Regions from separate parts of the Homo sapiens genome. Here region 2 is linked to region 1. Evidence: chromatin loops called from intact Hi-C (ENCODE). Cell type or tissue: mammary epithelial cell. All regions are shown on one strand. Links, peaks and the distances in the headings refer to the core of each region. The heading gives the core; the rest is flanking DNA.

Region 1 (2,919 bases), core at 105-2,604:
CTCCTTCTCTAATCTAAGGGGAAAAAAAAAAAAGTATCTCAGTCTAAGGTGTGTCTGAGAGAGTTCTGAATCACCATTTTGGGATGGAACAAACTGACCAGTCACTTCTTTTTTTTTTTTGAGACGGAATCTCGCTCTGTCACCCAGGCTGGAGTGCAGTGGCGCAATCTCGGCTCACTGCAAGCTCCGCCTCCCGGGTTCACGCCATTCTCCTGCCTCAGCCTCCTGAGTAGCTGGGACTACAGGCGCCTGCCACCACGCCCAGCTAATTTTTTGTATTTTTAGTAGAGACAGGGTTTCACCATGTTAGCCAGGATGGTCTTGATCTCCTTACCTCGTGATCTGCCTGCCTCGGCCTCCCAAAGTGCTGGGATTACAGGCGTGAGCCACTGCTCCCGGCTGACCAGTCACTTCTTAAAGGCAAAACTGGATTTGCTCTGCAAAACAATTCAGCAAAAACTTGGGTTCCAACTCTGGTGCTACACTGTGACAATGGAAACTTTCCAGCTACAACTTGGAAGTTGGGAGCCAAGCACAATACTAAGTCAAGGAAGGTATTTGAGGCCAAAGCAGACAGTGGTCTTGGCACTGCCTGCTCCTGAGCCCAAGCTGCAGCAGCTGTGGGGTGGTGATGCAGCTTTCAGAGATCTCTAAATCTCTAAGTACACCAGAAACCAGATTTTATTAACTCCCCTTTTCCACTTTTTTTTGCCCCTACATTTCTGCCATGGATTATATCATAATAGATGGTGAAAATGCTGTGAGGTGTATACTCAATTCCTAGGCATTCTTCCACTTAATCATACTCAGTTTTCTTTGAGGGCCTCCACATTGTAAATGAGCAACACCTTGATACTGGGAAAATGAATATGAAACTCAGGGCCACAGCCTCTGTGATCTGGTCATTCTGGGGCAGTCATTTTCCTACTTGGCCTACAGAACCAGGCAGGTCTCTGGCCTGGGGGTGGCGGGTGATGTTGTATTCTCTTGTCAAAGTGCACAGAGCCCACTCTGAGAAGATGCTATACTCTTCACGTTACAAGACGGCAATATGCCCGTTTCTGGGCCAATTGGCTGACTCAGAGATGAGGAGATTATTCCGTGACACTTTGTTTTCATTCCAGTCCAAAGGGCAAAAAAAAAAAAAAAAAATGTAAAACTCTGCTGCCACCTGCTGTTTCTTTAGGAATAAATTCTTGAAACGGTTCTAGGTTGATTGTATATTGGTTATCTTAGCCAAGTGCCTTGGTGGTGAATTTGGGGGATTTTGGAATATAAGTTTATGTAGTTGTGTACCAACTGGACTGTCATTTCCTAGGATGAACTGTTGGACCACATGGGTGGCTTCTCTCTTTCAGTCCATTAAGTCCTGCCTCCCTCATCCCTTGCTGAGACTCAAGGGCAGACTCCTTGATCCCAGACAACTTTCCAAGGGAGTTCACGCAAGGCTCTGACCAGTGAGGCTCCAGAGCAAAACCCAGGAGGCTTATAGGTTTAAGTGTCTTTTCTTTATGGGCCAATGATGTCTGAAAACTGTAGCAGTAGGTAAATTCCCCAAGCACAGACTATTCTCTGCTGGGTGTCAGTGGGTGGTATTGGAAGTGCCTCTCAGAAGTGCTCTTCTCAGCTTGAGGTTCATTTGTGATGAGGTTCATTTGTGGTGTCTCCAGATGTTTTATCTTTGTCTTCCTTGAGGAAACTGAGGCAGATTAAGGAAGACGAGTGTCCAGGAAAGTAAAGGCTAGCTCCATTTGAATCACACCCAGGTGAGAATACTTGAGCTCAGGTTAGATGATGAGAGGGATGAGGAAAACAGTGGCTCCTCGGAGCTCAAATAAAGAGCACTGGAGCATTAATATAGTCATAAGCTTAGATGGGCTTGATAAAGCCCTTAGTCATCTTATTGGAGGCATCCAGAGGACAGAGGCTGCCTTGCCTTGACTATATTAGTGGCTTGTTGCTGCTCCAAATCAGAAAGTGGGATTTTCCTTTTTGCCTTCTTTGGGAAGATCCATTTGTATGTAAATGAGTTCTTTTTGATTGCAGTCATTGTTGTAGCTGAGAATTCTTTCAACCAAGATCTTTTTCTTGGCAGAGATTACTGAGTCTATTAAGTGTGTTTTCATATAATTCTAAGTGACTTTTTAGATGGACACAGAAAGAAGTGTTAAGGAAATGACCCTTGGTCTTTTCTCCTATCAAAGAGAAAAGGCATTTGAGTGGTATCGATAAGCATTGAAGGTAACTGATGGCTTATCACTGTGTCTGGCATTATAGCTGGCACATTTATTGACTGAATGGTCAAACTTATCACCCGTTGTTCTTCCCAGAAGGTTCGTGAGACCTGTTGGGGAGGGACGGGGATAGAAAGGAACAGAAGGAAGAGTCTCAGAGTTAATCAGGTGGAAAGTCTGTAAGTGGAGTGAACCATGGGAGCTAGAATGCTATGGTAGGACCAAAATTAATACTGTATATGTCAAAATAAATGTGTATTACTTATAAAGTATATACAGTTCCTAAAAATTATCAAACAAGGTTATTATGTACAACATTTCTCCCTTCTGTGTCTCATTCCCTAAATATTATGATTGTTAACATATTGCACAAGCTTGACCATGTTTATGCTTCATGTATTTTCTTGTTTATGTCCCCGTTGTTCTCCCTCAGTATTTTGTAAAGGCTTTGGAAAAGTTCCAGCCTATCTCAGCTATGTGAAGAAGAGTTCAGGGAAGGAGTTTGTATAACACTAAAGAAATGTCAGTATCTCCTCACAGGTAGGGGCTGACATGATGCCACGGCAATGGGAAATGAAGTGGGAAACCCGAAGCAGGAAGGAAAACTCAGGAGAACTGGGTTGGGATAGTGGTTTCAGCTTCTCCTCGCCTCCTAAAGAGTCTCTTGATAGTTCTCAGGCCTTGA
Region 2 (2,919 bases), core at 159-2,658, 140 kb before region 1:
GGTATGCTTCATTCTTTTTTCTTTGGTGTTCTGCCTGTCTTCAAGCTCACAAATTCTTTCTTCCACTTGATCAATTCTGCTGCTGTTAAGAGACTCTGATGCATTCCTTAGCTTTATTGAAATCTTTCACTTGGTTTTGAATCCAATAGTAAAATCTAACTTTTTCATTAGAACACTGTGGCTGTCATAATCAAAGCTATTCCTAATTTCACAGATATTAGAGGTTTTTCTGGTAAATATGGTCTATCTTTGGAAAAAATAAAAGCTGCCAACTCTCTAAGCACCGAGTACTCATGTCATTACACTCTTCTGATTTTAATGTTAAAATGCTTTTTCTCTAAGTGTCTTTCTAACGCCACTTAAACCATCCTAATTGGAATCTAGGGCTTAGTCTATTAATTTTTTAAGTATCAGAAATAAAGAAAACTTTTTTAAAAATCAGCTTTCTCATATAATACTACTAGCAGAATAGTTTTAGAAAAGCTTTAGCAGAGAATCAAAAGACCAGGGTTTTATTATCATCTCAGCAATTACTAAGTAGCTACATAACACTGAGCAAGCTATGAAATCTGAGATTTCAATTTCTAATTTTTTTAATGAATGAATTTTAGCATTTAAGAAATAAATATAACTTACCTAAAACTGTCACTTTTCTCTTTGGTTTTCTAAATCTTAACTTTATACAAATTTTCCCAATTTTTGAAGTGATTTTTCTAAATTTCTACATGCAGTTCAGATTCTAGATAATTTTTGGCCAGACTTAAAGTATCTTTAAGAGTTAGCCAGAATTAACTGTTTAAAAAAGTACATTTTACTAAGGACTTTTATCTTTATAATTAATCTATGAAATTGTGACTCCCTTTTTAGCTTTCATTACATTTCAAAAGAGGTCAGAAATATTCCCACCATCCTCCTTCCTGGACACATCTCAATTCAATGCAATAGTAAACTATTTCTGAATGTTAAATACAAGTTACATAAAAATTCTCCCAATTAAGAGATATGAGTATAATTCCAAGGCATTTCTTGAAAGTGAGGAAAGTTTAGTGGTGATAATAATTTGCTATAAAAGTAGATACAGCCATATCATTGATAAATTTATATTTGATTAATGAGCTTTTAGTTCTCAAAGACTAAAAAACTTTTCTTCAATAAATACACATATGTGTTTACTTTGTCACCTTAGTAACTCTCACCCTAAAATTTTGTACATTGGTGACTTTTTATAGACACATAAGTACCACTAGAGGCCACCAAATACTTCATCTTATTAAATCAACAGATTTGCAAGTTATTCTGGCTAGCTTAAAGGTACTTTAAATTAAGCTAAGTTACAAGGAGATGACCATACATGGTAATATCCGTAACTGGAAACTCTCAAAGAATTATTCAAAGTCAAGCAAAAAGATGTAAACATATTTCGTACAGTAATTAGGATGTATGGATGTATAGATGTATAATTCGACAAAAAGCTTTATGAGATCAAAATGGGGGGGTAGGTAATATAAAAATTCATTCCTTACGTACCTTTGAAAGTAGACCTAGAGAGATGACCTACAGGAATGACCTAGAGAGATGGTGTTCTCTCAAATTGCTGTTGTCCTTTATAAGCAAATTATGTATTTAAATATACACCTCTCTATATATACATAAATATAAACATACAGATACATAAAATCCTAGAGTTCAGTATTCTTTCTTGCATATCACAAAGTCTTTCACATAATGATTTTAATATCTCAAGTTGGCTACCATTTACAGCAATCAAAACTTCAAGAAAGAAGTCTTATTGTCAAAATCACCTGACTTTTTTTTTGTCTGTTTATTTTAAGACAGGGTCTTACTCTGTCACCCAGGCTGGAATGCAGTGGTGCAATCTCGGCTCACTGCAATCTCTGCCTCCTGGGCTCAAGCGACCCTCCCACCTCAGCCTCCCAAGTATGTGGAACTACAGGCAAGCACCACCATGTCCAGCTAATTTTTCTATGTCTTTTTGTTGTTGTTGTTGTTGTTGTTATTGTTTGTTTGTTGTTTTTTAATTTTTTTTTTTGAGACGGAGTCTTGCTCTGTCGCCAGGCTGGAGTGCAGTGGCGATGTCTCGTCTCACTGCAACCTCCGTGTCCTGGGTTCAAGTGATTCTCCCGCCTCAGCCTCCCGAGTAGCTGGGACTATAGCACGCGCCACCACGCCCAGCTAATTTTTGTATTTTTAGTAGAGACAGGGTTTCACCATGTTGGCCAGGATGGTCTTGATCTCTTGACTTTGTGATCCGCCCGCCTCGGCCTCCCAAAGTGCTGGGATTACAGGCGTGAGCCACTGTGCCTGGCCAGTTTTTCTATGCTTTGTGGAGACAGGGTTTCACCATGTTGCCCAGGGTGATCATCACCCCACATTTTCTAATATACCCAAAATTCTGGCTTGAAGAAGAAAACCTGGCATCTGGCAAAAATAACACCTGAGTAAACTTTGCTCTCCCTTTCTAGGTGAAAGCGCTGCTTAAAGCGTCCCACATCCTCTCATTTCTTCCAGCGTCCTCCTCCTTTCCAATGGTAAATAGTAAAAACTAGAAGGCCCAAGTAGCATCCAAAGATTCTGTAGATCCAAGGGAAACTTCTAAAAAAAATGGGGCTTATTGCTATTGTATTATCCACCTTTTCTGCATGGTTATATACTATTTTTCAAGGTTTTTCAGGAAATCCAGAGAAACTTTAATCAGTCACGGTTTTGACATTCTCTCTAAAAAATCTTGGCTTAACTAAAGGTCTCAAAATCCTAAGTTTTCTTTTAAAAACTTTATAGTGTTAGCTTTTACATTTAGACTATGATCCATTTCAAGTTACTTTTTGTGTATGGTTTAAGGGTCAAGGCTCATTTTTTTCCTAAATGGATATCCAGTTGTTCTAGCACCATTTGGGCTTA

The links. Hi-C counts contacts between places; a loop is a spot of excess contacts. Peaks named below come from ENCODE experiments on the same cell type or tissue, not always from the same donor. Only the 100,000 strongest peaks of a DNase experiment are listed, where the experiment ranks them.
Region 2: it touches region 1 in a loop (19-fold over the local background); 2 of 110 quality-filtered maps call a loop at or near these places.

The regions. Positions count from the first base shown.
Region 1 is chr11:10,322,038-10,324,956 of GRCh38, forward strand. All of the region lies in intron 1 of CAND1.11 (a long non-coding RNA gene), which reads left to right. Among named protein-coding and RNA genes, the nearest start is that of CAND1.11, 15 kb to the left of the region's middle. In mammary epithelial cell, for the core only: a CTCF peak has its summit at 1,182 (motif pointing left); a DNase peak (open chromatin) is centred at 1,094; H3K27ac peaks cover 677 bases.
Region 2 is chr11:10,180,743-10,183,661 of GRCh38, forward strand. All of the region lies in intron 2 of SBF2 (SET binding factor 2), which reads right to left. Among named protein-coding and RNA genes, the nearest start is that of SBF2, 110 kb to the right of the region's middle. In mammary epithelial cell, for the core only: a CTCF peak has its summit at 1,253 (motif pointing right); no DNase peak of the experiment used is centred there.